Linked DNA regions of Homo sapiens: region 1 is linked to region 2. Evidence: chromatin loops called from intact Hi-C (ENCODE). Cell type or tissue: Panc1. All regions are shown on one strand. Links, peaks and the distances in the headings refer to the core of each region. The heading gives the core; the rest is flanking DNA.

The links. Peaks named below come from ENCODE experiments on the same cell type or tissue, not always from the same donor. Only the 100,000 strongest peaks of a DNase experiment are listed, where the experiment ranks them.
Region 1: it touches region 2 in a loop (4-fold over the local background); 2 of 110 quality-filtered maps call a loop at or near these places.

Annotation. Positions count from the first base shown.
Region 1 is chr17:53,966,152-53,983,289 of GRCh38, forward strand. It overlaps LOC107985001 (a long non-coding RNA gene), which reads right to left and starts at 7,128. Exons shown (of 3, transcript XR_001752942.1): 1 at 6,951-7,128; 2 at 5,308-5,499; 3 at 4,824-4,881. In Panc1, for the core only: no CTCF peak of the experiment used is centred there; no DNase peak of the experiment used is centred there.
Region 2 is chr17:53,906,955-53,924,092 of GRCh38, forward strand. No RefSeq gene overlaps it. Among named protein-coding and RNA genes, the nearest start is that of KIF2B, 93 kb to the left of the region's middle. In Panc1, for the core only: no CTCF peak of the experiment used is centred there; no DNase peak of the experiment used is centred there.

The DNA of each region.
Region 1 (17,138 bases), core at 4,265-12,264, 60 kb after region 2:
ATCCCTTTATATTTACACCCTTCCCTCCAACCCAACTCCTGGCATACAATGATCCTCCACTATAGTTTTGCCTTTTTGACAATGTAATGTAAATGTAAACATATACTATTTAGCTTTTTGAGATTGGATCCTTTATTCAGCATAATGCCTGTGAGATCCATCCAAGTTGTTGCATGTATCCATAGTTCTTTCACTTTTATTGCTGCATAATATTATATTTTATAGATTTACTAAAGTTTTTTTATTCATTCTCCCATTGAAGGACGTTTGCTTGTTTTCAGTTTTTGGCAATTATGAATAGACTTGCTATAAACATTCCTATGCAGATTTTTTGTAAAGCAAAAGTTCATTTATCTAAGATAAATGCCTAAGAATGAGATTTCTGGCTCATATGATAGATGTATATTTAAATTTATAAGAATCTACCAAATTATTTTTTAGAGTGGCTATGTAATATTCCATTCTCATCAGCAATGTCTTAGAGTTCCAGCTGTTTTACATCCTCACTGGAACTTACTGTCAGTATTTTTTTTCACTTTAATCATTCTAATGATAAGCACAATAGTTACTCATCCTAGTTTGTTTTTTTTTGTTTGTTTGTTTGTTTGTGTTTTTTTGAGACCGAATTTAGCTCTTGTTGCCCAGGCTGGACTGCAATGGTATGATCTCGGCTCACTGCCACCTCTGCCTCCCGGGTTCAAACAATTCTCCTGCCTCAGCCTCCCTAGTAGCTGGGATTACAGGCATGTACCACCATGTCCAACTAAAACTGTATTTTTTGTAGATACAGTGTTTCTCTATGTTGGTCAGGCTGGTCTCAAGCTCCCAATCTCAGGTGATCCGCCCACCTCGGCCTCCTGAAGTGCTGGGATTACAGGTGTGAGCCACCGCGCCCGGCCTCATCCTAGTTTTATTTAGTATTTTCCTAAAGGTGAATAATGTTGAAAGCCCTTTCCTTTGCTTATTTACTATTCTTATATTATTTGTCTTAAAATGTTTGCTCAAATCCTTTGCCTATTTTTCAATTTTGTTGTTTATTTTCTTACCTTTGAGTTTTACTATTTTTATATTGTTTGTACAAGTCTTTTTTGGTAGTTATGTAATTTGCAAATATTTTCTTTCATCTGGTAGTGTGCCTTTCAATTCTTTTAAAATGTTTTCTGCAAAGTAAAGTTAATTTCAGTGAGATTCAATTTATCATTTTTATGAACTATAATTTTGGTTATCTAATCATTCTACCTCTTATGAATATATACAGAAATACCTGATAGGATTTTGATTAGTATTAGGTTAAATGTATAAATCAATCTGAAGAGAATTAACATGTTTACTATATTGATTATACACATCCACTAACATAGTAGGTTGCCATTAGGTTTCCTTTGATTCCTTTCATCACAATTTTGTAATTTTCAGCATACACATTCTGTACATGTTTTGTTAGATATATACTTAAGGATTTCATCTTTTATTGTAATTGGCTTGGCTTTTTCTTTTAAATGTTAGGTTCTAATTGTACATTGCTAGTATCTAAACATACAATTGGTTGTTGTGTGTTAATTTTGCATCCTGTGACTTTGCTCAACACACTTATTAGTTGTAGGAGGTTTTTTTTTCCTATAAATTCTTTGGGATTTTCTCTCTCTATATATATAGTCATGTTGATTGCAGAATAAATAGTTTTCTTTCTGCCTTCCTAATTTTTATGTTTATTATTTGTTTTCCTTGCCTGATTGCACTAGCTAAGACCACTGGTACTATGTTGAAGAGGAGTGGTGAAAACGAGTATTTTTGCCATCTCCTCAACCTTAAAGGGAAAGCATTCAGATACTTTTTAATAAGCTAGCCACTTTTGGTGTACCAGCCTGTGTAAAAGATCCCAGTAAGCAGTTGGTTGTTGTTTGTTTGTTTGTTTGTTTTTGAGACAGAGTCTTGCTCTGTTGCCAGGCTGGACTGCAGTGGTGCAATCTTGGCTCACTGCAACCTCCACCTCCCAGGTTCAAGCAATTCTCCCTGCCTCAGCCTCCCGAGAAACTGGGATTACAGGTGCCTACCACTATGCCCAGCTAATTTTTGTATTTTTAGTAGAGGCAGGGTTTCACCATGTTGGCCAGGCTGGTCTCAAACTCCTGACCCTCAGGTGATCCACCCGCCTTGGCCTCCCAAAGTGTTGGGATTACAGGCATGAGCCACCGTGCCATCTGCGTTGCTTTTTTGTTTTGTTTTTCAGGTAAAACTGTATCTACAAAGTAGGGCTGCTGTGGTTGACATCCTTTTCATCTCATTAAGATGACACCCTGAGTTCCAACCCTTTCCTCCAGCCCTCTCTGGGGAAGGAAAGAAGAAAATCCAATCAAGTGACCAAAAGTGGAAAAGTGGTTATTGACTGCCACAAAACACATCTCTTTTGAGAGCAATGATATTCACATTCAAAGAGCCTTTTATGTGGGCTCAGCATTGTTTTAACCTATAATTTGGGTTCATATTCTTTCCTTTTGGTCTACAAACTAAAATTAAAAGTTCCTTCTCTTTTAAATGTCTTGCATTAAAGGTTTCTTAATTCTTTTAAACTGTCCAGATGATCTAGAAATAATTTAATAAGCCACAAAAAATAATTCTGGAACAAATATCAACACACATAAACAGAATACATGAGATGCATGCTTATATACACATGCTATGTTATACACTTGTATGCATATTACATACATGATGTGCATATATATTTATATATGGATGCAATTGGATAAACTCCTCTTAAAACTGATAAGCAATTAATAATGCTTAATACTAATAGGTCTCTCAATTGGAACTCTAGAAAATCAGGACCATTTTAATGAAAAAAGAAAGCACGTACTGTAATAATGTTGATTCTCTATTCACATCCCAGAATTGTGTTAAAGACTCAGAAGATAATAGGTATAAAGACCCTTAAAATCCTTAGAGAAAGTTTTGTGTAAATTTTTTTTTTGTATTTGCATAACCATATGTATGCTAATAACAAAGTTTCTCTGGAGATGCTTTCCTGCCAGGGGCACTATATTTTAAAGATGATATCAAGTTACGTTTATCATGTGAGAAAATAAAGCAACTTTGGTGTAGCAAGAGGAATAATATACAAGCTCAAAAATAAAGTCTTAGAAGGAAAAATGATGCACGATCTCAATAACATTTTACATTCTTGTTGCACATTTCATCCTAAAGATCAACAGAATGTTCCAACTAATCATAAATTCAGGAGTTATTCAACCTCCTGTTTTAAGAAATTGTCTCAGGGAGAGAAGACGATAACTATCTTTAAACCCACCCAGCCACATAGTTCAATGACTTAGGATAGAAAGTCAAAATCTCAAGTAAGTTTATTGACTTTTCATGTATCATGTCAGTCAGAGCTTGAGTCAAAGTGGGTAAACTGACCCAAGAAAGTAATCAAAATCTACACATTAAATTTGTACATCTGTATATATAAATCTTGTTTTTAACAAATAAAAACAAAATTTACACAATTTAGTTGTTCATTGCTGTCTTTTTTCTATAGGCATTTTATCACAAATGTCTAATATTATGAACAAAAGCGTAAAAGAGAGAAAATTGAGATCTCTTTCATAGTTAGCCTAACTTTTTCATGGGGGAAAGAGGTGATGATTTTTTCCATAAGATTTCCTAGCCCATGGAGAATATGAGTCTTCTGCAGTCTATCTATTGCAAAGCTTCCCATCTTAAGTGAAATAGCATCCTCCTTCAGGCATGTTGTTGCTAGGTTACTATTAAATAGAATTACTATCATGCAATATATTCATAAAGGAAGAGTCTTGATATAAGTAAGAAAATAATTATAATAACTTTGTCATGTTTATGCAACTTGATGAATTAATATATATCCAAAGGCATTATTTAGGGGAGGGAAACAAGGTAGATTTATTTTCCATTTTGAATATTCTTAGTGATTCATTGAAAGTCTCTTATATATCCCAAGCACCTTGAAAGCAATTCAATTAAAGAGGATAATTAATCCACAATTCCAGGATTTCTCATAAACAGTATTGTAGCTGATTGGCACAAATGCTGTCATTAAACAGAGGAAAGTTACAAATGTTAGATTTAGAGGGTATTTTGAGTTATATTTATTCTAGTCTATAACTATTACAAAGAAATGCAAAATACCCCAGTTTAGGTATTATGTGCTTTATTATTGAAGAGTTCCATGAAATATCACATCTACCAATGGTTTGGTGGAGCTGATACTTTTACTTACCCTTGTTATAAAAAGCAATCATCATTTGTGTATCAGAATCACTTGACAACTTTTTTAAACATGAGATGCCCAAGCCAAAAATGTGTAGATGGAGACTGGCATCCACACATCCATATGTTTTAAAAGCTGCATTGCAAAATTTGATAAGCAACCAGAGTAGAGACCTGCAGGTCTGTAGACTATTGAACAGCATGTTAATCCTCCAGAAGGTTTAAAAATGAAAGGGTAGAGGCACATAAACTTTAAGATTATGCATCAGTTTTGTTAATATTACTAGAATATCAGGATCACAATGTATAATTTACACTCTAGAGGAACAATTTTAACTAAATTTATATCTTATACCAGGCATCTTGAATCTTTCTCATTTGCACTCCAGAAATTATACTGCTTTAGAAAAAATAAAACGATACAGTGAGCCACTAACTCTATCTGCAAATTTTTTAAAATAAAATTAGAACCAAATTACACCTCTAAAGTGTAAGCATTGGATTTGGACATTTTTTGCAAGTGAAGGGTAAAATATAAAACCTGGCAGGAAATGGAAAATAGAATTTTTTTCCACTTACCTTTTTATAAAAGTGACTGTAAAATGTGCAAAATCACCATTGACATTCAGGCAATCCCTGAAAAATAGGTTTGAATAGGATTAAATATGAATTGAACTAGGTGAATTATGCGTGACCAAAAAAATAATGCAAGATGCTATAGAGTACACTGATTTTTTTTTTCTGAAATCTATTTCTCTAGATTGATGGTTCAGTGAGCAAGAATAAATGTTTTTATTTTTTTCTCCATTTCACAAAAAAGGTTTTATTTCATGTCTCATCATAGACACTCAGGCTAACTAATATAGCAATTAATATCCTTCGTTTTAAGAAAATTCAGAAAACTGGAGAGCTGGTAGGATTTCCAACAATTGAAAGAGAAATCATTTCACATTTCTACTTTTGCCATTCTTCATACTTTTTACCTCCCAGCTGAAATGCAGCAAGCTAAAGATCAAGTTTTTATTCTAATTCTTCAATGGGAACAATCAGCTTGTTACTTACTTCTCTTTGCCTTTCCTCCCCATGTCAGCCTCAGGTAGACCAGCTCTCTGTCTCTGGAGAAGGGCAAAATCGACTTGGGGCCTCTCAGAGAGGCCTCTCATTCCTGCAACCCTCAGGCAAAGGCTTTATTGTCTACAGCTGAGCCCCAGCCTTGCTACTTTGTTCTTACTGTTTACAGGTGATTCCCAAAACCTGCAACAGAATTTTAGCATTAATCAATGAGTGAGGAAGTGTTGAAAACTGAGTATGCAGGATAGGTAATACTTTCTAACAGGGAGTTATCTATCTTTCAGAGTTTATTATCAGTATTAAATTTTCAGATCTATGTAAATGCATGGAAAAATCTGAAAAGATAATGTACCTAACTGATAATAGTGGTTATCTCTGGGAAAGTGAGATTAAGTTTGGAGATTAAAGTGATCTTTAGTTGTTCTATAGTATTTTGTGTAATTAATTTATACTTTATGATATTTTAATTTTATTTAAAAAACTAATGTGAATTTAATGCATGGTTAACATTTAAAACATTTAAGAAGCATTCTATAGAATATATTGTAAAATAAAGACTCCATTGTTGGAAACCTTGCCGATGCAAAGGCGATCCCCTCTCTTTCAGAATGGGAATGCTCCTAACCTATTATGATTGATTCTAGTCAGAAATATATTATTCTGGGTCTACTAACACAAAAGACTAGATATTGAATTATTGATTTTATAACTTTGCTTATCAATGGAGGGAGTAAGAGGAGGGTAAAGAACTCTCCATTTCTATGCCCAAGATAGACATCTCTGAACTTGCACATACTTTCAAAACCCTTCTCGGGCCGGGCGTGGTGGCTCACGCCTATAATCTCAGCACTTTGGGAGGCCGACGCGGGCAGATCACGAGGTCAGGAGATTGAGACCATCCTGGCTAACATGGTGAAACCTCGTCTCTACTAAAAATACAAAAAAAAAATTAGCCAGTCGTGGTGGCGGGCGCCCGTAGTTCCAGCTACTCGGGAGGCTGAGGCAGGAGAATGGCGTGAACCCAGGAGGCGGAGTGTGCAGTGAGCTGAGATAGTGCCACTGCACTCCAGCCTGGGCAACAGAGCGAGACTGTGTCTCAAAACAAACAAACAAACAAACAAACAAACAAAAAACTCTTCTCAATACAGTGTTCCAGATGGCCACTATTAGTCTGTATGTGTTGGTTCATACTACCTGATAAAGTTTTCTCTGGAAGCAATGGTGTCATAATATAATATATACTAAACTTCTGTACTGCATCTCCTTAACATGGGGTGTATGAGAATAATTCAGTGAGCTTTCTAATATACACATTCATAAGTTCCTATGCTAGTAAATTGATTTTGTAGAAATAAGATGGAATCTTAATATGCATGTGTTAAGTACAAAACGTCCAGCTTATTCTGATAGATTGGTTGTGAATTTCGGGTAGTATAATTAACATTATATATTTATAAATATTGATGGCCATGTAGGCCTATTACATGTAACTTCAGATGACCTGGGTTGGAGTTCTGATCCTAGAACTTATTAGTCAGAATTCTGACCTTGGGTCATCATAGAGTCACCCCAAGATTTAGGTTCTTCATTGACAAAATGGAATTACTTATGTTGCCTCTATTTCTCATACTTACCACAATGCAAAAGGATCCCTGGTTTGGCCATATCTGTCGTGGGACTGTGGAAAAATCACTTCACCTCTGGGTCCTCAGTTTATTCATGTTCAAAAGTTGGATGGTTCAACTAGATCTGTGATTCTCAATCTCTATTCTGAGTCGAGACCCCAGGGGTGAAGTAACCTGGGGAAATGGAATGTAACATGTAACAAGAAATAAGATCTCTAATCCTCTTCCCCCACAGAAGCCACAGTGTCATATGTTTTCATACTGGATATTTATGTGAGGTTCTTTTTCAGCCATATATATCTTAAAGCACCAATCAAAATAATCTCTGAGGTCATATCAGCTCAAAATTCTTTGAATCTAATTCCCAAGATTATAGAGCTCAAATTAGATAATGTTTGTTAGTTTGGCTTGTAAAATGAAAAGCTATCAAGCTGAATTGCCTTGAAAGTTTTATATTATAAGCTAAAATTTCCTGAGCTTCCTAAATGGACTACCTCCATACTTTCTTTTTATTGTCAGTATTAGCTTAATTCCTCTTGCCCTTGCACCCTTATGCTGCTCATAAATTGACCCTTCTTTCCTGATCACACCCTTTCACCAGATTCTCTGCTTCCAGCCAAATGCAGACATCAGCCAATTTCAGCAGAAGTAGAGCACGTGTTTGTAGTAACCCTCTTCTCTCTCCTTTTCCATCTGGCAGTGCCTAGGAATAGCCACGTGTCAACCTTAGAATATGGACATTCAAGGAAGATTTCTGAGTTTCCATATTAACCATCTTAACCTCTGCTCAAAATTGAATCTATGGCAGGCAGCACTTCCTTGAATAACATAGCTGAGCAAATAGTTTTGTCTTGACAGTTGGGTCTCTTCAGAATCTAGCTCAACTTGCCCTTCTCACACCTTATTCACATACCCATAAATGTGTCACTCCTGAAGGTTCTCAACATGAAAATGCTGAATTTTGAATCTAGCCATTTCACACTAATAATTCCCACACATGAATTAGTAATGACACAGTTCAACTAGAACTTAATTCATAATGTGCCTACTTGCATTAGAGTCAGAGGTTACATAGATAAACAGTGATTGGCCTTGATTGGCATGGTAACTCATGAAGAAGTCAGATGTATAAGATTAGTATAGATGCAATGCAGTCAATAGAAAGATAAAGGTCTGTATGGTGTGTTATGTAGCATGGGGCATCCTTATCTAATTTGTATGCTCCAGGTAGTATCATGGAAACATATGTTTATTCATGAAAACTAAATAAGACTTAGCCAAATAAAGAGAATTGGGAAGGGTTTTATCCACTGAGAAAAGAGCATCAACTATAAAGCAGGCAAAACTACAGTTTGTTATTACTAACGCATAATATGTAAAGTCTGTGCAGAATGACTGAAAACATGGTTGAAGAACAAGAAAGTGTCTTGGAAGGAGTTTGTGCTAACGTTAAAGCTTTTGGACTTTATTCAGTAAGTTATAAGACAACCCTTGAAGCGTTTTAAGCAGAGACGTGATCTACTTCCACAAATTCTGCTTAGTTTTACATATGTCTTGAAATGGTTTGTTTGGGTAAACCTCTGCTTCTAATTTGCTATTTACATTTGCACATCAAAAGATATTTTTAATGGAAAAGTACATGTAAATTATATGAGACCAGTGCTGTAAATGTAACTACTCTGAAAACATTTTGCAATTACTGCTGTGGAATATGTTAAAGCATATATGTTTACATTGAAATCCAGATTCCTAAATGTTAACCTATCTCTGAATGTTTGCAATGATTCCATCTTGGCAAACACATAGCTCATTTATTGAGGCTTACATTTTACTGACACTGGCTTAACAAGGCACTAGAGGCTTTAGCTTACATTTCTCCATAAAATGCTGTTACAATTATGCAGGTCTGTTCCTGCGGCTGCCATTGCTCTACCTAATTATTTTTTCCGTACTCATTTGAGTGTTTCGATTCTTTTTTTTCAACATATTATCGGCTTCAAAGTGTTCTGAGGTCCTCTTACACATTTGTGATATTTCTCTAAACTAGATTTAAAATGTGACAGTTGGCTATCTTTTATGAGGCAGTTTGGAATTTTTGGATTCTCTGCACTTGGAGGTTGAATTGGTGGCATCTTCAGTATCCTCTTGGGTGTATTAGTAGGAAGGAGATGATAAAAGTCTAGCCTAGTTCTTCTTGCCCCTGTCCTTTTATGTTCTTTATTTCTCCTTGCCACCCCCTTTTCCACATACTTTTGAATAATGTAAAAGAAGAGTGATCCAAATTATTTTCTCCATTTCATTTCTACATAATGAGTTCTGATTTTTTTTCCTATTTCCATTTAAGGCTATCTCAGCAGAGAAGGAATGTATTTCGGCTCTGATCTTTAACACTGAAAGACCGGCAACACACAAACATCACACTGTTCTAGACAATGGACTTTATTTTTATTTTTATTTTTTTGAGATAGAGTCTTGCTCTGTCACCCAGGCTGGAATGCAGTGGCGAAATCTCAGCTCACTGCAACCTCCACCTCCTGGGTTCAAGTGATTCTCCTGCCTCAGCCTCCTAAGTAACTGGGATTACAGGTGCGTGCCACCACGCCAGGCTAATTTTTGTATTTTTAGGAGAGATGGGGTTTCACCATTTTGGTCAGGCTCGTCTCGAACTCCTGACCTCGTGATCCGCCCGCCTTGGCCTCCCAAAGTGCCTGGCCTAGACTATTTAAAACAGTATCTGAGTAGTAGGAGTAGTAATAATTACAACAACAATAATAATGGCTATCAGTGACTGAGAAGTGACTGTTATGACTTACATATGACTTGCATGAAGTATCACATTTAACTTTTATAACAATCTTATAAGGCTGTCGTTAATATTATCTCCAATTTGCAGAGGAGAAAACAGTATTTATTTAGATTGAATAAATTTTCCCAGGCAGCTAGTAAGTACAAGAGATAGTGTTCATCCCCAATCTCTCTGACTTTAAAACCTGTTGTGTTAGCCCCACCCGATGTCTGCTTTGCAATCCATACCTTCAGGGATTCATTGATTTCATTCAGCAAATGATAATGGATAGCTCATTCTTAATGAGACCATGTATTACAAACTGCAAGGATACAAAGAGGAATTAAAACCTGGATTCTGCTCTCAGGAATCATACAATATAGAATAAAAATAAGTATAATAGGACATAGAAAAAGAAAACACTGAAAGAGCACAATGTACAGCATGTGTTATCTAAATTCCAAGAAAGAGGACATTTCCCAGCTGGATGATGGAAGAGCTCTTAAAAGTATGGTCTCACTAATAATCCAGGAAATACAACTGAAACTACGATTAAAAATTCTGCCAGCCGTGTTGACTCTCCCTTGTAATCCCAGCACTTTGGGAGGCCAAGTTGGGTGGATCACTTGAGACCAGGAGGTCAAGACCAGCCTGGTCAACACGGTGAAACTCTGTCTCTACTAAAAATATAGAAATTAGTCCGGTGTGGTGGTGTATGCCTGGAGTCCCAGCTACTTGGGAGGTTGAGGCACAAGAATCACTTGAACCTGGAGGTTGCAGTGAGCAGAGATCATGCCACTGTACGCCAGCCTGGACGACAGAGTGACTCCATCTCAAAAAAAAAAAGAAAAAAAGAAAGAAAGAAGAAAGAAAGAAAGAAAGAAGAAAGAAAGAGAAAAGAAAAGAAAAAAAATCCTTACATACTGACCAGATTGGCAAACATTTTAAAAACTACCAATAGTGTTAAAGAGGATGTAGAGCAAAATGAATTAATGTAGAATCGATTTTTCGTAATCTAGAATACCTGAAAGTGCACATATTCTAGGGTACAGCAGTTCCTCTCCTAGGATATCCCTTACAGATACTCTTTTATTTATTTATTTATTTATTTAATTAATTAATTTATTTATTTTTTTGAGATGGAGTCTCGCTCTGTCACCCAGGCTGGAGTGCAGGGGTGCAATCTCGGCTCACTGAAAGCTCCGCCTCCTGGGTTCACGCCATTCTCCTGACTCAGCCTCCCCAGTAGCTGGGACTGCAGGCGCCTGCCACCACACCTGGCTAATTTTTTGTATTTTTAGTAGAGACGGGGTTTCTCCTTGTTAGCCAGGATGGTCTCGATCTCCTGACCTCGTGATCCGTCCGCCTCGGCCTCCCAAAGTGCTGGGATTACAGGCGTGAGCCACCGCACCCGGCCCCTCACAGATACTCTTGTACAACTGTACCAGGAGAGACACACAGTATGTTTCATTGAAGCATTGTTTATAAAAAGCCAAAATTGGATAACCTAAATGTCCATCAATAATAGATCTGACTAAAAGAAAAATTATGATGTATGTGATAGGATATTATATAGCAATTAAAATAAATAGACCATAACTAAATGCATTAACATCAGGGCATCTCACAAGCAATGTTAAATGAAAGCAGATAAAATCATATAAGTGGAAATGATTCCTACTGTAGCAATTTTTAAAAGAGGCAATGTTGAGCTATTTCTTAAAGGATAAACATATAGGTGATAAAACTGTAAGTAAAACCAGGAGAATGATTACCGCAAAGGTCAGACTATTGATGGTCTGTATTGCAGAGGCAGTCCCTTGTGCACGCAGAGGGCTTACATTGCTACTGGCAATAGTCTATCTCTTAAGATAGGTGGGAGTTACATGAGTGATTTTCAGTTAGTCTTTATACTTTACTATTATCTTTTTTGTTGCTTTTTAAATTTTTTATAGATACATAGAAGGTCTATATAATTATGGGGTACATGAGATATTTTGATACAGTCATGCAGAGTGCAATAATTACAACAGGGTAAATGGGGTGTGTATTAGTCCGTTCTCACACTGCTATAAAGAACTACCTGTGACTGGGTAATTTATGAATAGAAGAGGTTTAATTGACTCACAGTTCTTCAGGCTTAACAGGAAGCATGACTGGGAGGCCTCAGGAAACTTACAATCATGGCGGAAGGCGAAGGGGAAGCGAGTGCCTTCTTTTTATGTTGACAGGAGAGAGATTGAGGGGACAAGTGTAACACACTGTTAAAACACCAGATCTCAAGAGAACTCTCTCCTCTTATGAGAACAGCATGGGAGAAATGCAATCCCAAGGTCCAATCACCTCCCACCAGGTCCCTCCTCCAACATTGGGAATTACAATTCAACATGGGATCTGGGTGGAAACAGAGCCAAACCATATAATGGGGTATCCATCGCTTCAAGCATTTATCATTTCTTTGTATTATAAACATTCCAATTATACTCTTTTAGTTATTGTAAGATGTCTAATAAATTAATGTTGACTATATTACCCTGTTGTGTTATTAAATACTAGATCTTATTCATTCTGTATAACTATATTTTTGTATCAATTAACCATATCCACTCCCCCTACCCCACTGCCCTTCCCAGCCTCTGGTAACTATTATTTTACTCTCCATGAGTTTAATTATTTTAATTTTTAGCCCCCACAAATGAGAACATGCAAAGATTGTCTTTCTGTGCCTGGCTTATTTCACTTAACATAATGACCTCCAGTTCCATCCATGTTGTTGTAAATGACAGGATCTCATTCTTTTTATGGCTGAATGGTATTTCATGGTGTATATGTACCACACTTTCTTTATCCATTCATCTGTTGATGGACACTTGGGATGCTTCCTAATCTTGGCTATTGTGAATAGTGCTGAAATGATGAGAGTGCAAACATCTCCTCGATATAATGACTTCCGTTCTTCTGGGCATATACCTTGCAGTGGGATTGCTTGTTCATATGGTAGTTCTATTTTTAGTTTTTTGAAGAACCTCCATACTGTTCTCTTTTCCACCATCAGTGTATGAGTATTCCCTTTTTCTCCATAACCTCACCAGCTTTATTATTGCCTGTCTTTTGGATAAAGCCATTTTAACTGGGGTGAGATGACATCTTATTGCAGTTGTAATTTGCATTTCTCTGATGATCAATGATTTTGAGCACTTTTTCTTATACTCAATTGCCATTAATGTGTTCTTCTTTTGAGAAATATCTATTCAGATCTTTTGCCCATTTTTAATTAGAGTGTTAGATGTTTTTCCTGTTGAGTTATCTGAGCTCCTTATATATTCCAGTTATTAATCCCAAGGCCTGTGGCAACTATTGCCTGGCTACCACTAATATTTATTCAAGGCCCAAAGGATCTTTGGTGAGCAGTTGATGAATTCAGCCAGGCTTGTGTCCTTCCCTTCAGGGTGGTGAGTTCCCTTCTAGTTCAGGGTAGGTTTAGAAATGTTATCTAGGAATTAGGTCCAGGAGTTGAAAACTTTAGGAATCTACTTGGTAGTTTATTTTACTGTGGCTGAACTGGTGTCCAAGTTGCAAGACAAAGTCCTTTTTACTCTTCCTTTTCCTTTTCTCAAGCAGCGAAGTCTCTCCCCATGGCCACCCCTGCCCCAGTATGGTTACAGGTACTGCTTGCTACCTCTGATGTTTATTCAAGGGCCAAGGGCTCTTTAGTCAGCTTATGGTGAATCTTGCTGGGCCTGAGTCTCTCCCTTCAAGGAAATGGGCTCTCTTCTGGCCCAGGGGAAGTCTAGAAATGCCATCCAAGAGCCAAGGCCTGGATAAAAGACTTTAGTATTCTGCTTGATGTTTTATTTTACTGTGGCTAAGGTGTTACTTTATTGTGGCTAAGGAAGAGTAAAAAAAAAAAATCCTTTTTACTCTTCACTTGCCTTTCCACAAGCAGAAAGAGTCTCCCCCATGGCCACCATAGCTGGTAATATGTTGGGTCACACCTGAGGCCAGCATGCTACAGGGTCTCACCCAAGGCCCATGGTGAATACTGCCTGGATATTACTGATGTTGATTCAAGGCCCTACAATTGTCTTTTAAAATGCTTACATGTCACAAATATTCCTCTATATGTAAGAGATTGTTTTGTGAAAGGAAAATATCTTGGACCCCCAAAATCACTAAGCTAAAAGGAAAACTCAAGCTGGAAACTTCTTAGGGCAAATCTGCCTCCTATTCTATTCAAAGTTGTCTCACTGCTCACAGGAAATAAATGCGTATCTGATACTTTCTTTGGAAAGGCTAATCAGTAACTCAAAAGAATGCGACCCTTTGTCTTTTTCTCTCACCATTGTGTGATCTGAAAGTCCTCTGCCCACTTCAAGTCTTCCTGCCTTTGCTTCAAGTTGTCCTGCCTTTCCAGACTGAACCAATGTACTTCTTATGTATATTGATTGATGTTCCATGTCTCCCTGAAATGTATAAAACCAAGCTGTCCCCCGACCGTCTTGGGCACATGTCGTCAAGACTTCCTGAGGCTGTGTCACAGGTGCAAGTCCTCAACCTTGGCAAAATAAACTTTCTAAGTTAACTGAGATCTGTCTCAAATTTTGGGGGTTCACAGTTCAAATACATACAATTTTTATTTTTGAAAGACTGAACTAAGAAAGATCTTGTAATGAAAATGTCATTTACGTAAAAATAAAAAAATAGGGATTTGGAATTGTGGAGAAAGATAGGAAGGATATCATAAGAAAAATGTTTGTACTTCCTAGTGATACTAATTTAGGCTGAGGTCATTATAAAACATTAAATGAATAATCAGAATCATTGTGAGAGCGAAAGACCTTAAGTAATTAATATGTGTGTGTTTAGAGAAAAATAGGGAGGTAACACATGCCTGAACATGGGCTTTTGTGAACAATAGTTTCTGGGGATGATTGTGTTTAAGCTGAAACAAGGACTAAAATCAACAAAATTAAATGTGACTGGGAAATTATCTGTCTGTTGTAGGAAGGTTTAAGAATGTGTCTGAGATGAAGCAACACTTATGTAACAGACAGCAGTGCAAGATGTAGTGAATTAGACCATTTGAAGATTATAAGCCCTAAAATGCATTTACAATCTAAAAGCATATTTTTATATTAATGCATGTTACATAAAAGCAGAGGTGGTTAGGTAGTGAGCATAAGAAAAAATAGGTAAATATTGTGATACAAAGAGTGCAATCTTTTATTGAGGAAAACTCCACCAAAAATCCAATACAGGAAAGCAAAGAGTGTTCAAATCTTTGAAATTTAGATGTAGAAATGATGAGAAATATAAGTTTTTCAAGCATGAACCAAAATTCTTATGTTCCTGTAGCTGCTGAAGACGTCCATCCAAAAGCAGTCTAGAGCTTATACATCTTAAATGCATTCAGAGGTCTGAGGAAAAGCAGTGGTGGGAAATGTGATAAAATGAAGAGAACCCACATTACATACATGTACTCAAAGTCAATTTTGGAAAATAAGTAATACAGGTATCCCTCCTCCTCAATTCAATTCCATCTTCAGGCCAATAGACTGTGATCTTTTTTGTTTTTTTTTTTTTTTTTTTTTTTTTTTTTTTTTTTGAGATGGAGTCCTGCTTTGTCACCTAGGCTACAGTGCAGTGGCACAATCTTGGCAACCTCCACCTTCCAGGTTCAAGCAATTCTCCTGCCTCAGCCTCCTGAGTAGCTGGGCCTACAGGTGCACACCACCACATCCAGCTAATTTTTGTACTTTTAGTAGAGATGGGGTTTTGCCATGCTGACCAGGCTGGTCTCAAACTCCTGACCTCAGGTGATCCACCCAGGTTGGCCTGCTGAAGTGCTGGGATTATAGGCATCAGCCACCGTGCCGGGCCAGACTGTGACTCTTGATGGCCAGTTGCCTCGGATGAAGCACAGAGAACGGTTTGCAGCCACATAATTGGGAAGTGGCATAGCACTATGTAAGTCTACTTGGTCTACTGCCTTATGGTTCATCACTTTTTCAATTAGCGTAGCATGTTTCCCCTTTCTCAGTATTATGTTGTCAACTGAGAGTGGTAGGAGGTTGGAGAAGATAGGGTGATTTCTATTGTCTATCCTTACATGTGGTATAAGCTAGTCTTTCCATTTCAAAAGTACTATCATTTTGAAGGCACGCGAACCTAAATTAACATACAGGTGTAGATTTTTAAATCTCATGAAAAAAATGAGGTCATTGTCTTCAGCACATTCTTGACGTTTTAATGAAGCATATTAACAAAAATTATGTTCCAAAGTCATTATGCCGAGCTATTATTCTTTGTTATACTAGAACATCACTGAATCTGAAGGAAAAACTCCCACTAAAATTATGTTATGGTAATATTATCAATAATGACATAATTACCGTGATGTTAATAACAATATGAGGGACTTCACTCTAAAATATCACTTCATAGTCAAACAGGTTGAGTGTAAATAAGAAGCAATCATTTGTAGCTCATGGGCAATTCTCTGCTTAAATTTTCATAATGTAATTTGCAATAAAAAATGACAGTACTAAGAATCACACTTTACTTGTCAACAGGAAAGCTTCACTTTCCCTATTATCCTTCAGCAAAACTATCCATTCCAGGTCATTCAAATTTTTCATTCTTCCAAGATTCTGATACTACAGTGAAAATATTAACATACTCTAAACTTGGATCTGTATAAATAAATTATGTCTTTTAATATTGCTGCCCCATCTATTCCACTAGTATCATTACTATTATTATTACATTGATCACATGAAATTATAATTGGCAGATTTAGCGATTCCAAGATTGAAGTGAGTCTAAACTGTGAAGCACTTATTCTTTTACCATTATTGTTGATCCATCAGGTTAAACAACTCATTTTACTAACTAAGGATATTCTCCACTAAAATATAAGATAGAAGAAGCATTTTTGGCTTCCACACTTAACAGTTAAAGGGCTTAAATGGTACTTAAATTTTCTGATGCTTACTTGTATGTTCTATAAAATGGGAAGTTTCAAATGGAAGAATAGCATAGCAAAAAACCAAAGAGAATCACCTGGGGGAGACTGGCTGGCCACATGGGGAAATGAATTCACCTTTTCCAAGATCATGCCCTCGGTTCATCAGACGTAGACCCAGTCATTCCTAAAGTTCTGGAGTTAATTAAGGATGATAATTTACACTAGCAAAACTTGCAAGATTTGGAATACCAAAGATGGTTTATGCTAATGCTATATTATGAAGAAGAAACATTTATCTAAGTACAGTATAAGCCACACAGAGTCCCCATCAAAATCATGAATAGAACCATTCATGCTATTTAAGTGGAGAGTTGCACCACATGTTGACCAAAACTTGCCATGGGTTTATTCAGCTTATTGCCGCCAAATATTAGCCAGACATCTA
Region 2 (17,138 bases), core at 3,795-11,794:
ATGCTCATGTTTCTGTGGCTTATTTTATAAGGCTGTCATGTTCAAATTTATTCTGTCAAGCAGTTATTTTCTCTTCCACTGAATTGTTCTATATATCTAACTACATATCCATATCTTCATCTCTTCTTTTTACCACTCATCTTTCAACCATTTATTTATATTTCCACTATGACACATATTTTGACAGCTCCCTTTATATTTTCATTGCTTGGTTTGAGCTGGACTGCCACATTCTTTTTAAAGATGTAAGGTGCCATTAGAAATAGCACCAGTTGCGTCTCTTGATCGTCGCCATCTTCTTACCCAAGCAATTTTCACTTTGACACGGCAAATTATACTGATGTACAGTGCATATTTCTCTCTAGTGATTGTAATTAAAATGGGTTTCATGGGATTTTATAATCAGAAAGGATGACATGCTTGGAAATAAATGTGTAGACAATTAACTAATAATTATTGATTTATATCCAAGACGTTCAAATGTACATGGCACATGTGTTGTATATGTTAGTATCTTTGTATATGCTATTCATTAAACAATTCGGTATTTTGGTTTCAGATGTGCACTTTGCATTTTGAAAGTGTTTCCCTTGATGCTTTTCTTTGTGCTGCTTCATTCTGTCCCTCTCTCACACTGGCTGTTTCCACTGCTGCTGCCTGTGAACAACCTAGAGACTGAATCTCTTTGTTACAAGATCAGTAATTGCTAAACAGTGTTAACCAGAAGTGATAATGGCTTATTAACACCTAAGTGGCATTTCTTTCAGAAAAACTAAAAGATCACAGAAGAAGGCAGAATATTGTTGAGATATATGGGCAGCCTCTGAGAACAAATACTTGCTGATGTAGACTATTGTAGATTTCCATACTTCTTTGCCTTTTAAACCAGCAGCAGGTTTGTTACTATGTGAACTACATATGCTTAATCAGTGAGTGTTTCAAAGAGAAATTAGCTTTGATTTGAATTTAAGAGAGTGACCTATCTTGATAGATGGAAATTTTTTATTTTAGACATTTTTGAAAGCTGATGCCAGAGACGATAGGCAGTGAATAGATGACCTTTGTAGAAAATACTTTGTGGTCTTTAACTTCCTAGCACCCATGTCCCCTTTCTAATGATACCCTGATTTCCTTTTGGAAAATGGTCTTACCAAATATTATATATGGTTGTGGTAGGTGATAAATAGAGATCCTTGACTCCTCAATAGAAGATCCTTCTTCTCACTGACTGGCACATACCAGGAACAGGCTCCTGATCTAAGATTGGCTGAGTGCTGCTCTCTGCTAGGATACTGAATCATGAGCAAATGTAGGAGAGAAAGAGGTGGATAGTGCTCAGTCATTCTAGTGGTAGTGTCCCTATCTGAGGATTCTTTTCAAAAATTATTGCTGATGTTTCTGCATTCTAGGCCTTTTAACTGAACTGCAAGTCTGCAATCTTTCCATGGTAAGACATAGCCTCTCAGAAAACACACACACACACACACACACACACACACACACACACACACACAAGATACAGCTTTATATGTTAACACAGAACTTAAGAGCATCACTACTAAAGTCAGACTGCATTGATTTCATGCTGACTTTCAATTAATTAGATGACTTTGGGCATGATGTTTAGTCTCCTCAGTTTTCCATTTCTCCACTATGAAATAAGGATAACAAAGCTGTTTATCCCAGGCAGTTATAGGTATATAAAGCACTTAGAATAGAGCCTGAGATAGTACATGCTCCCAAGACTTAACTATCATCAAATTTTAATTTCATTCTCTTGCTCTCTCTCTCTCATCCTTAAATACCCCCACCCAATTATCTCAACTAATCTTTTTGCAAAGTCTTGTACCATCCAGCTTACAACTAAATGAAAGATATACTTAAAATATCCAAATAAGTTCTCAATGAAACAAGTCAAAATTACCAAGTTCCTTACTCAGTGAACAAGATAACATCACTATTTTCCAAAACATGCACATTGAATATTATTCTGCCAAAAGTTGCACTGTGGTGAATTTGAATGCAATTTATACTCATTTCAGCCAACATCTCAAAGAAGTTACTGCTGTCATAATTGAGGGACCACCTTGTCAGAAATCTCATCTTCATAGCATCTTACAGAATTCACAACAAAAAAACATCACAGAGAGTCCATATTGTTGCTGCTTCATCCCAAGCTCACTGGCTATTGTGGACATATTGCTGTTATAAGGTGGTTGACTGACTTGGAAAACATCGGGCTAAGAATTAAACTGCAGGCATGGAAAACAATTGAAACATTCTGAGGCTTTTTGACATATTGAGTGTCCCTATATTCAAGGTTAACTCTCATTGCTCAAGGGTAAAGTAAAAGAAGAAAAACTGCAGTGATCTGGAAACCCATATCCACTCTTTAGGAGTCATAATACTTGAAAGGAATATTTGGCCATTCCAGTTGTTTATATATTTTTTATTACACTTTAGGTAAAAAAGCCATATATCCTAAAATGCTCTGAGCGAGCAAAGAAAACTGTCCTGGAATGATAACTAGTTGGAAGTAATTTAAGCAGCTGGCCAGTTCTGGTATCTGTCAGCAAATAGCACTAATAACATGCTATTCACTCAGAGTCTATTTGTGAGATTAATGGTACTAGATAGAATATTTTATGTCTTTACTCTATTTACCAGCATGATGTCAGTCAGAATTAAAATGGTTTTGAAAGTGTAGAAATTCCATTGTATATATTACTGAGAATATTTTTCAAGGTATTTCTACAATATTAGCATGCTTCTGACACATTTTGCTATTCTAAGAAGATTCAATACTACAAAATACATGAGCAGTCCCATGGATAAAATGAAGAGATCAGAAAGGGAGAGGAGTCAAAGCACTTTACTATAGACTCTTCTGATAAAGAGAAAAGTTGAAAAATTTTTCCTTATCTGTTTGAAATTTAGGCCGCTAATTCCATAGTCATTTTGTCATATATATATATATATATGCCATCGATAAGTTAGAAAAATAAAATATTCAAAAATATTTGAAATATATTTCAAAAATATTTGAAAAATATTAAAAAATAATAGCACATTTTAATGACTAAAATCAACATAAAGCTGATTTCAAATATTGTAATTCTCATGCCACCAATTAAAAAAATACGATTATTCTATTTTGATGCTACAAAGCATTAGGTGGATTTTTCTGACTCAGTATTTTTATTTCTTATTGCATAAAAAGTAAAGAAATAGAATTTCTGAATTATTGGATAAGCTTAGAGTTGGTCCACTTTGGCATCAATATACCAGCAAAGACATTAAGTTTTCTAAAATTTAATATTTAACAGTTTCATTAATATGAATGGCATTTCCAGTAGGTCCTTTAATTACATTGTTTCAATAAATATAAATGAAACAATACTGAATTAATATTAAAATTTGATAAATATATTTTATGAGAAAGTTATTATAAGTACAAGATAAGAAAATACAGGATAAGGAACATGCTACTAAATGTCATTTTAACAAATCTTCAATTACTTGCAGAGAGATACCGAACCAAAGTTGACATATTTGGAAGCAGTTCTGTAATTCAGAGAAATGACTTTATGAAGACTTTGCAAGAATATAGAGATATTCTGGGTGAAGAGTTGAAATATGTGCATTTATTACAATACTTTTTTGTTAGGTTGGTACATATATAACCTCAACGTACTTTGCATCTCCTTTCATGGACTTTGCTATATTTATTTTACTTTATAATCTATCTAAAACTCTATCACCAAAATCTTTTGAATTTCTCAAGTTTATTCCTCCCCCATCCTCCTAACCAACTATTTTAAACGGGTCTTTACCCTATCACCACTACAGTCAGCAGGATGTGTGTGTTAGGCATGGGTTAGAATCTATGAGAATACCCACCTATCTGGTTGATAGGTGGGTATTTCACTGAAAGTGTATGGTAAATTATGCCTCTATCAACAGCTGACGGTGGAGGAACAAGAGGCAAGGGGGAGAAAAACATAGGCCAAGCCAATATTGACAATTCCAAGCTGTGCATCTGTGCATTGTGTGTGCGTGCATGTGTGTGTGTGTGTGTGTGTGTGTGTGTGTGTGTGTGTGTGCATGTGTCTTGCAAAAAATGAAAGGCCAGATAGGTAAGTTGGCACTGAGGACATTTGAAAGTTTTGTTTTCCTACTTTGTGTAGTGCATAGATATTTAATGGATCCCTATAATGTACTAGTTTCTGAAGTATTGGGAATGCAATGTGTACAGTGGAGTCCACAGGAGACAATGGGAGGAGAAAACAAGTATACAGGCAATTATGTGTTTTGCAAGTACCATAACTGAGAAAAGTAAAAGGGACTAGAGGACCATGTTAGATGGACACTCAAACAATCTATGATGCAAAGAGAAAAGCCTTCCCAGAAGAGATGCCTAATCTGAGACCCAAAGGATAAGTGAAAAGTCAACCAGTGGATGAAGTGAGTGAGTAGGTTCTGCCACATCACAAGGGCTTTCTAAACAGAAGGAGCAAAATGTGCCAATGTCAAGAGGATCAAGGTTGTACAGCACATTTAGAAAGCAACATGTAGCTCACTTGGGTGCTAGAGGTTTGAAGACATGAAACTTGTCTTGTCTGTATTGGGATTACTTTTGAGATCTTGGCTAAGGTAGCAGTTGGAGATATTCTAGAAAAGAATTAGGGAAACACTTGAAAACAGAGATGAAGAGGCCAAAGAGAATGCTTAGAAGGAGAAACAGCCCTTTATTGCCTTCAACCTGTTTCTAAAAATAAAATCTCTCAATTCCCTACTAGGAATTATAACACTTAAAGTTGTGTCTTTGGTTATAAGCCAATTCTGGCTAACTTAACCAAAAGATAATTTATTCCAAGAATAATGGTGGCCTAAAGAAAAAAATAAAAATGACAAAAAATTAGCCTTAGAAGTGAGCAGGAAAGAAGTCCATTCTGTATTTAACTGGGACTCAGTTTCTATTTTAATTCAACAAAAACATTGCTAAGCACCTGCTATGTGTCAGGCAGCATACAAAAGTGGGAAATGAGGAAATATAATTGAATAAAACAGTAACATGTCTACTATGACTGACCTTGGAATCTAGTAAGGTTGGGGGTGGAGGATGGGTACATGAAACATTCCTAGAAAATAATTATGTAACTATGAAATAGGATAAGTGCTATGAGTGAGAAACAACATAATTTTAAATTAGGGTGTGAGAAAAGACTTAGCTGAGGAGGCGATTTTTAAACTCAGATGTAAAGAATAAGTAGTTGTCTAGGTGAGAAGCATGTGTGAATTGCTGACATGTGAAAGAAGTCAGTGCACTGGAACATCCTAGAGAGACAAAGCAGAGTGAGCCAGTGGGTGGAGTGCTGAATAAACAAAAGCTTTAGAGGTAATGCTGAAGCAAGGTCATGCAGGTTTAGTAGATCATGCCAAGGTTTGGTATCATATCCTAAGTGAAATGTGGGGGATTGCAAGCTGAACTATAGAATCAGGCTTGCATTTTAAAGATTGATCTGGATACTAATTAAAGGATAGAGAGTAGGAGGCAAGAATGGAGATGAAAAGGGCAGAACAGTGGTTCTCACAGTAATCTGGACACATGAAACTGTCACGTTAACCTTTTCTGTGCCCACTACACTTTTACATTCCTCTTCTTCTAGTTGCTTCGGGGAATTTCTCCTCCTGCCACATGTCCTAGAGGAGGTTATTAGTCTTGGAGCTGAAAGGGGGTTGCTCAGAGTGCCCCCATCCCTCTAGTCAAAGTGCTTGGTTCACAAATGGACAATGGCCCAAGTAGAATCAATCAGTATATTCTGTGGGATTCACATACATATGACAGAAAAGAGAAATTCTTTTTTACTGCAGTGGCAAAGCTAGTGATAGGTACTCATGGTGCTACTGGCAGCCACTTTTCAGAATACAGTGAACTAAGGGAGGGCTATCCCTGTTCAAGGCTGGGCAAGGCACTTAAGATAGGATCAGTATTACTGACTTCTCCATTTTACCTCAGCCTGAATATGGTGCACATGGCACTGGTATTGATCCTTTATTTAAAATTTTGACCTTTTGTTTATTATGACCGTTTTTCATGCATTTAATTTTTTAATATGACATTAAAGCAGTCTTTATATTGATTTTGTTTGGTGCTTCCGTAAATCTTGCACACTGGATGAGGGCTTACTCCTCTCACCCTCGTGAACATTTATCATTTTGGATCTGTCTAGCACTTGAACCCTATTTTTGTGTTCAGGAAATACTTTATGCATCTTGATGGAAAGTGGTTTTCATTATTAATCTAAAAATATCTATTATATTTATGATGGATACTGCAGGTTTATTTGCTTCACTTCCATTTTAGTGGGCTTACATATTGTCCTCCTCTATTTTAGAAGCTAGGAAACTAAAAAAATATATTCCTCATACTTTCTTATAACTACTGGACAGGTATATAACCTAGATTCTACGAGTCTTATAACTTCACATAAGTCTCGGTTGCAGATGAGGTGAAGGCTAGGTGTGTAGCGATCAGATATTTTTGTAAGCCTGATGGCAGAGGTAGACATATGTAAACTTTTGTGAGGCAACTGAAATAGAGCATCTGGTTTCCAGCCCTGAGCCAGAGAAGTGCTAAGTAGCAATCTGTAACAGTATCTCATAATGCAAAAGTGCATTGGTTTTATTTTATGGCTATATAACATTCACAGTTGGTTGTTTTTGCCTTGCCAAACATTCTGAGAGTTGGGTATTATTATTTTTCCTTCCTTCTCTCTTTCTCTCCTTTTTTCTTTCTTTGTTTCTCTTTCTTTCTCTCTTTCTCTCTCTTTCTTTCTTCTTTCCTTTTCTTTCTTTTCTTTTTTCCTTCCTTCCTTCCTTCCTTCCTTCTTTTCTTTTTCTTTCTTTTTTTTTTTTTGCTTAAACAAGCTAAAAGGACTCTGTGGTATGTCACAAAGATTTCTGTCCCTATGATAGCTTTTTCAGCCTCCCTTGCAGCAAAAGCACCTTCACACAATTTAGATTCAACAATCAGATGCGTCTGCTTTGGGTATTAAATCAGAAATTAATGACAAAAGAACAAAAGAGGCCCTGAGATATCTTTGTTTTGATGGAAATGGCAATAGAAACAATATCCAATTTGAAACCAGCAGGGACAAATACCACAGGCAGCAACTAAATACTTTGATTTCAGCCCAGTCAGACATTGAGCAGAGGGCTTAGCTAACCTGGGTCTAGACTCCTGACATATGGACACTGTGAGATAATCATTTGGTGCTGTTTTAAGTCCCTAAATTAGTGATAACTTGTTATACAACAACAGAAAACTAAACAATGTATTGGTATTTACTTAGGCATGTTTTCCCTTATTTCTTAACAGTACATCAACTGATGATATTTCTCAGAATTGATAATATCACAGGTTAAAAAACATACTGTTCATAATGATTTAAATATTTCTTGTTTTGTTCAGAAGTACAGCTTTCAATTGCATGATTAAATAAATCAAATAGATGGGTTTATTATGTTGGAGTGGGATGAAAGGAAGAATCAAAAGTGTTGAGAGTATTTGGAAGGTTTTATTTATGATAAGGGCCCACATTATATAAGCTGAAGATGAAAATAATGGGAAAAATGGATAACACACTACAAGAAGTGGTACTGCCAATTCCTATCTAGGAGACTTTAGATAACTTATTTACATTTTAAGTCTTTTCTCATTTGTAAAATGGAGCTAATTGTACTACTTCACAGGGCTCCAGAGATAACTATAAACATGGAATGGAACAACTGGTAGCAGCCACTGCAAAAACATGCCAAATTGTAAAGACCATCAAGGCTAGGAAGAAACTGCATCAACTAATGAGCAAAATAATCAGCTAACATCATAATGACAGGAACAAATTCACACATAACAATATTAACTTTAAATGTAAATGGGCTAAATGTTCCAATTAAAAGACACAGACTGGCAAATTGGATAAAGAGTCAAGACCCATTGGTGTGCTGTATTCAGGAAACCCATCTCACGTGCAGAGACACACACAGGCTCAAAATAAAGGGATGGAGGAAGATTTACCAAGCAAATGGAAAACAAAAAAAGGCAGGGGTTGCAAACCTAGTCTCTGATAAAACAGACTTTAAACCAACAAAGAAGGCCTCAAAAGAGACAAAGAAGGCCATTACATAATGGTCAAGGGATCAATTCAACAAGAAGAGCTAACTATCCTAAATATATATGCACCCAATACAGGAGCACCCAGATTCATAAAGCAAGTCCTGAGTGACCTACAAAGAGACTTAGACTCCCACACAATTATAATGGGAGACTTTAACACCCCACTGTCAACATTAGACAGATCAACGAGACAGAAAGTTAACAGGGATACCCAGGAATTGAACCCAGCTCTGCACCAAGTGGACCTAATAGACATCTACAGAACTCTCCACCCCAAATCAACAGAGTATACATTCTTTTCAGCACCACACCACACCTATTCCAAAATTGACCACATAGTTGGAAGTAAAACTCTCCTCAGCAAATGTAAAAGAACAGAAATTATAACAAACTGTCTCTCAGACCACAGTGCAATCAAACTAGAACTCAGGATTAAGAAACTCACTCAAAACCACTCAACTACATGGAAACTGAACAACCTGCTCCTGAATGACTACTGGATAAATAATGAAATGAAGGCAGAAATAAAGATGTTCTTTGAAACCAACGAGAACAAAGACACAACATACCAGAATCTCTGGGACACATTCAAAGCAGTGTGCAGAGGGAAATTTATAGCACTAAATGCCCACAAGAGAAAGCAGGAAAGATCTAAAATTGACACCCTAACATCACAATTAAAAGAACTAGAAAAGCAAGAGCAAACACATTCAAAAGCTAGCAGAAGGCAATAAATAACTAAGACCAGATCAGAGCTGAAGGAAATAGAGACACAAAAAAACCCTTCAAAAAATTAATGAATCCAGGAGCTGGTATTTTGAAAAGATCAACAAAATTGATAGACCGGTAGTAAGACTAATAAAGAAAAAAAGAGATAAGAATCAAATAGACATAATAAAAAATGATAAAGGGGATATCACCATCACCAACAATCCCACAGAAATACAAACTACCATCAGAGAATACTATAAACACCTCTATGCAAATAAACTAGAAAATCTAGAAGAAATGGATAAATTCCTCGACACATACATCCTCCCAAGACTAAACCAGGAAGAAGTTGAATCTGTGAATAGACCAATAACAGGCTCTGAAATTGAGGCAATAATCAATAGCTTACCAACCAAAAAAAGTCCAGGACCAGATGGATTCACAGCTGAATTCTACCAGAGGTACAAAGAGGAGTTGGTACCATTCCTTCTGAAACTATTCCAATCAATAGAAAAAGACGGAATCCTCCCTAACTCATTTTATGAGGCCAGCATCATCCTGATACCAAAGCCTGGCAGAGACACAACCAAAAAAAGAGAATTTTAGACCAATATCCCTGATGAACATCGATGCAAAAATCCTCAATAAAATACTGGCAAACCGAATCCAGCAGCACATCAAAAAGCTTATCCACCATGATCAAGTGGGTTTCATCCCTGGGATGCAAGGCTGGTTCAACATACGCAAATCAATAAATGTAATCCAGCATATAAACAGAACCAAAGACAAAAACCACATGATTATCTCAATAGATGCAGAAAAGGCCTTTGACAAAATTCAACAACACTTCATGCTAAAAACTCTCAATAAATGAGGTACTGATGGGACGTATCTCAAAATAATAAGAGCTATCTATGACAAACCCACAGCCAATATCATACTGAATGGGCAAAAACTGGAAGCATTCCCTTTGAAAACTGGCACAAGAAAGGGATGCCCTCTCTCACCACTCCTATTCAACACAACATAGTGTTGGAAGTTCTGGCCAGGGCAATCAGGCAGGAGAAGGAAATAAAGGGCATTCAATTAGGAAAAGAGGAAGTCAAATTGTCCCTGTTTGCAGATGACATGATTGTATATCTAGAAAACCCCATTGTCTCAGCCCAAAATCTCCTCGAGCTGATAAGCAACTTCAGCAAAGTCTCAGGATAGAAAATCAATGTACAAAAATCACAAGCATTCTTATACACCAATAACAGACAAACAGAGAGCCAAATCATGAGTGAACTCCCATTCTCAATTGCTTCAAAGAGAATAAAATATCTAGGAATTCCACTTACAAGGGATGTGAAGGACCTCTTCAAGAAGAACTACAAACCACTGCTCAAGGAAATAAAAGAGGATACAAACAAATGGAAGAACATTCCATGCTCATGTGTAGGAAGAATCAATATCATGAAAATGGCCATACTGCCCAAGGTAATTTATAGATTCAATGCCATCCCCATCAAGCTACCAATGACTTTCTTCACAGAATTGGAAAAAACTACTTTAAAGTTCATATGGAACCAAAAAAGAGCCCTCATCGCCAAGTCAATCCTAAGCCAAAAGAACAAAGCTGGAGGCATCACACTACCTGACTTCAAATTATACTACAAGGCTACAGTAACCAAAACAGTGTGGTACTGGTACCAAAACAGAGATATAGACCAATGGAACAGAACAGAGACCTCAGAGATAATGCCGCATATCTACAACTATCTGATCTTTGACAAACCTGACAAAAACAAGAAATGGGGAAAGGATTCCCTATTTAATAAATGGTGCTGGGAAAACAAGCTAGCCATATGTAGAAAGCTGAAACTGGATCCCTTCCTTACACCTTATACAAAAATTAATTCAGGATGGATTAAAGACTTAAATGTTAGACCTAAAACCATAAAAACCCTAGAAGAAAACCTAGGCAATACCATTCAGGACATAGGCATGGGCAAGGACTTCATGTCTAAAACACCAAAAGCAATGGCAACAAAAGCCAAAATTGACAAATGGGATCTAATTAAACTAAAGAGCTTCTGCACAGCAAAACAAACTCCCATCAGAGTGAAGAGGCAACCTAAAGAATGGGAGAAAATTTTTGCAACCTACTCATCTGACAAAGGGCTAATATCCAGAATCTACAATGAACTCAAACAAATTTACAAGAAAAACAAACAACCCCATCAAAAAGTGGGCAAAGGATATGAACAGACACTTCTCAAAAGAAGACATTTATGCAGCCAAAAAACACATGAAAAAATGCTCATCATCACTGGCCATCAGAGAAATGCAAATCAAAACCACAATGAGATACCATCTCACACCAGTTAGAATGGTGATCATTTAAAAGTCAGGAAACAACAGATGCTGGAGAGGATGCGGAGAAATAGGAACACTTTTACACTGTTGGTGGGAATGTAAACTAGTTCAACCATTGTGGAAGTCAGTGTGGCGATTCCTCAGGGATCTAGAACTAGAAATACCATTTGACCCAGCCATGCCATTACTGGGTATATACCCAAAGGATTATAAATCATGCTGCTATAAAGACACATGCACACGTATGTTTATAGCAGCACTATTCACAATAGCAAAGACTTGGAACCAACCTAAATGTCCAACAACGATAGACTAGATTAAGAAAATGTGGCACATATACACCATGGAATACTATGCAGCCATAAAAAATGATGAGTTCATGTCCTGTGCAGGGACATGGATGAAACTGGAAACCATCATTCTCAGCAAACTATCGCAAGGACAAAAAACAAAACACCGCATGTTGTCACTCATGGGTGAACAATGAGAACACATGGACACAGGAAGGGGAACATCACACACCGGGGACTGTTGTGGGGTGGGGGGAGGGGGGAGGCGGGAGGGATAGCATTAGGAAATATACCTAATGCTAAATGACGAGTTAATGGGTGCAGCACACCAACATGGCACATGTATACATATGTAACAAACCTGCACGTTGTGTACTTGTACCCTAAAACTTAAAGTATAATAATAATAAAATTTTTAAAAAATAGAGTGTTTATACCTTGTATTCCAATGTCCAGCATATGGTAACTATATTCTGCCATCAAACACTATTTAAGAGAATCTCTAAATTCTTTCCTTAGAAGTGATTTCAGTGAAAATAAAGTTTCTTAAGTTGCCACTCCATTGACCACTCCATCGTGTCTTGAACCTTTCTAGGCTCATGGTTCAAAGTGAAAATAATTTCTTAGTTTTATAGGACAGAATAAAGTTTTAACTAAATCCATAAGATAATAAAAAATGTAACTATAGTTATTCATGTCCAAGAAAAATATACTAGTCCTTTTGTCTCTCTCGCTCATGCACACCCCAGCCACACACACACACAATCACACACACACACACTCAATCACACACACACACACATACACACACAACCTGGCTTATTCCAGCATGTTTGCCACCATACATAGTTTTTAAAATATATATTTTAAAAATAGATTTTAAAATGCTGAAATACAACACTTGGGCAATTGAACAAACCTTTATGAAATTAAGTTACATTCTCTACATGTTCAAGCTGTCTGTACTGGCATTTCAAAACAACAGGCTTGAAATCTTTCTTTCTTGAAGTCCTAGAGGTCATTCTTCTTCAGTATGTTACTCATCTAGTATTTCAGTCTCATAACAACAAATAAGCATCGTAGGGAAATCTTAGTAAATCTTAGCTCATGGAATGTTTTTGTATTGACAAAGTTAACCAACTGGAACAACTACTTAGGGATGTTTCTTTGAATATAACTGGCTGAAAACTCAAAGCCACTACAAGTTAGAGATCCATCTAAAATAAATATATTATAGCTAAACTGTAAAAGTTACTATAAACATCATTTTTCTACAGACATTCACATTCCATATACATATATGTACATATTTATACACACACACACACACACACACTCGTTTGTATAGCTCTTTGTAGATTACAAGAGGCCCCACAAATATTATCTTATTTACTTCTATTGGTTTACTACAAAACCAGGGAAGTTCTGACTACCAACAACAATGTGATTTTTTTAGAATCTCTGAATTCAGCTCATTTACTTTATAATAATCTAACTTGTAAGAACATCGAAATCTTTATATTGAAGGTGAGCAACATTCAACTACTTCTCACTGAACACTTGTAAAACAGGAAGCAAAACCTTCTATAAGAAGATTGATATTAACAGTATTTAATAATCTCTATGGTCTGCATACTCAACAGTTAGAGTAGGCTCTATCAAAAAATAATTTATGCTGCACATCATCCCTGATCTATAATAGTTTTGGATTTTCAATTTTTTATGAATTTTCTACTGATACAATTATAATATACTTCTGTAAGACATCAGCTTTTTATAAGTTCTGTATGTACATTTAATCTTACATCAATTTTATTTTTGTCAATTATTTTACAGACATGAGAACTGAGAATCAGTAAACAATATACCCAGCATCATACATACAGTTGATAGAGAGGTACAGATTCAAACTTGAGACTTCTGATTGTAAGTTTAGGCCTATATCCCTTGTAATATACTTGTCATCTATGATTACAGCTATATATATATATATGTTTTCTTAATGTTTAGCCCAAATGCCAAAAACCAAAAACCTAATTTCATTAACTGAAAATCTGCTAAGTTTCTCTAATTATTTCAGTATTTTAGATGTCTTTATGAAAATATGTTCCAACTTGACAATTATGCTGCTTAGATTTTGATTAAACAAGACTTTTCATATGAGAAGCATGCACCAGAATAAGTAAAAACAGAAATATGTATGCTGTTATCTGTTCCAACTTTGGTCCCAACGCTCATTCTGATTCCAAGGAAATACATTACTCTACATATATAAGGCAAATGTCCTAATGAATCTACCTCCAACTAAATGAAAAGATACTGAATCCTCCCATGGGAAAACTAACATGCTTCAAGAATTCTGTGCTTCATTTGACTCTGTAGAAAAAGGGCCCAGAGTGGCGAGAAGAAACCATTCTGATGAGAAGAAACCATTCTAAGCATCAAACATAGAACCACGGTGGACCTGTACTTCCCTAATTAAAAGACTGACATCTAAAGCATCTGGGTTTTAGAAAATATGTCTTTTTTATATTCATCCGTGGTACAGTCTACTTATCAGAACTTTCCTCCTCCTCTGGCAAACAAACAAACAAAACGCCTCCTTCATCTCAATAAAACATTTCTACATGCTGGCCTTAGTCAAATTACAAAATATAAGCCTTTTTTTAATCTTTTAGCTTATCTAAATAAAAAGACCAATGACTGAGTTAATTATTTCTATATATTATTTACTTTAAAACCCATTGGAAAATATCCTGTTCCTCAAAAGGTGATCTCACTTACAGTCTTCTAATACTTTAATGCCCTGTGAAACTATCCCTCACAACTGGATCATGCTCAGCCTAGACCTAAGCACAGAATTCATATTATTTTCCAGAGATATTTAATGAACACTGTGTGTCAAATGTTGTGCTAGATACAGGGACACAATATGTACACATGACTTCCATAACCCGGTGCTTTGGGGTCTAATTATGAATGAAAACCAACACAAAAATGAATTACACCATGCCCCGTGTTATGAGATACAATGTTGGCACAAAGTAAATCATAATCAACACTGCTTGGGCATGTCTACAAACTGTCAGTCTGAAAAGATTTTGCAGAAGAGGAGCAAAACTGAGTTGAAGACTTCAAGGAGAAACACACATCCATAATGAAACAAGAAAAAAATAGAATCCTAAGCTGAGGAAATTTTATGTGATGAGGTGTGAAAGGGGAAAAAGAAAATACTGAGGTGCTTTAAATACTTACATTTTCTCAGAATATCACATAGAGGGGAGAGAACAGTGCGAGATAAAATTTGAAAGGTAAATAGGAGCCACATCCTGGAGGACCCTAGATGCCACTAATAGGGGGTTTAGATCATTTCTCAAGTTCATTGAAGGGTATTATTAAAAGGCTATATAAGCCTGTAATCCTAACACTTTGAGAGGCTGAAGCAGGCTGACTGCTTGAGCTAAAGACTTGGAGACCAGCCTGGGCAACATGGTGAAAACACGTCTCTATCAAAAATACAAAAAATAAAAAAAAAATTAGCAAAATTAGCCAGACGTGGTGGTGCGTGTATGTGGTTTCAGTACTCAGGAGTCTGAGGTGGGAGGCTCACTTAAGCCCGGGGGCAGAGGGTGCAGTGAGCAGAGATTGTGCCACTGCACTCCATCCTGGGTGACAGAGCAAGACACTGTCAAAAAAAAAAAAAAAGGCTACATAAAATCAGGTCACCACTTTATAAATACCACTCAGAAATAGCAGTGGAAAGACAGAAGGGAAAACTAGAGACAAGAAATTGTGGTAGCCTGAATATCCTGTTTCAAATACTTAGTTCACATGTATGGCACAGCCGTTCTCTTATATGTTCCTGAAATCTTGGTTGTTAAGCCAAACCAAGGATGGGGGTACTCTTCAAGAGCCTAAGTGGCTGCAGAGGTACATTTAATCTTACACCAATTTCATTTCTATCAACGATTTTACAGACGTGAGAACTGATAATCAGCAGATAGACGACATACCCAGCATCACACCTACAGTTGATAGAGACGTATAGATTCAAACTTGAGATTTCTGATTATAAGTTTTGGCCTATTTCTCTTGTTATATATTTGCTATGTATGATTATAGCAATACATGAAAATATATTTTCTTAATGTTTGGCCCAAATGCCAAAAAACAAAAGCCTAATTTCATTAACTAAAAAATCTGCAATCCACTTCTGTTTGACTGGAATTTACCTCTATTTGACCTGAATGACTTTCTTTTTTTAAAAACTGTTATTTAATTAAAAGTAATAAATCTCCTCATGCTGAAGAACACTTTCATAAAGAGGGGAAAGTAACCTACATTATGTACAGAAGGGTTATATAATGAGGCATCTCAAGAATTTAGGAAGCTAGTTCATAGAGTGTTGCAGTATTCTTGTAAGAGATAACCAGAATATGAACCAAAGGAGGGATATAGAGAAGAAAATGGCAAAAGAAATATTTGAGAAAACTGGGTGATTGATCAGATATGGAGGCTATAAAAAAAGGAGAGATCAGTGATGACTCACGTACTTGGGTGGTGGAGAATACAGTAGAGATTTATTTTTCTTTTGCAAAGGTTAGAAATACAGGTTATATTCCAGAAACCTTCAAGCTCGCATGATATTTTAAACCAAATCAACAAACATTTTATTTAATATTATAACTCTAAAACAGATATTTAGTGTCACAAAAATATAGTTTGCATTAGAAATTAGAAAGCTAGCAATTTTAAAACACAATTGAATTATGCAATAAAATGACTATAAGTAACACTTGGTTTAGCTGCATTACAGTCAGAGTAATGATTTCAGTCATCGACATTTTATAATACAGAATACTACAAGAATAGTTATAATTAGGCAATTAGTTCTATCACTCACGGCATAGAGTTGGAAGCACAAAGCCTCAAAATGGGTAATCAATACTTCTACATGTAATTAATCAGTTGAATTTGCACTATAGGTAAACACAGGGCTAAAATAAATGAGGTCAACTATAGCTAGCTCAATGTGATTAGCCATCACTGTAGAGATGTATAAAAACATTGGCAAAAACGTATCCATTGCTTCCAGGATAAACTAATCTTACTTTTAAGACACTTACTTGTGTATTCATTCAATCTACAGTTACTGAGCACTGATTAAGAGCCAGACACTATGGTAGTGAGTGCTGGGGATACAATGATAAATACTATAAGCTGGAGACCTGGCCTCTGTGGTTTAGAGTTTAGAAGAGAAGATAATTGTGCAATAACCACAAAATCCTATAGTTACAAACTGTGATAAAACTTCTGAAAAAAGATGTTGTTGACAGAAAAATGTTTCTTCCTCCTGAAGATGCCTACATCCTAATCCCCAGAAACTACAAACATGTTACCTTATATGGCAAAGGAGATTTATCAGATGTAATAAGAATCTTGAAGTAGGATTATCCATATGGCTCCAAAATAATCACAAGTGTTCTTATAAGAGGCAGGTAAAGGGGTAAGAGTCAGAGAGGGAGCTGCGATGATGGAAGCAGATGGTAGGAATGAGAAAGAAATTTGAAGATGTATGCTCTTGGCATTGAGGATGGAGG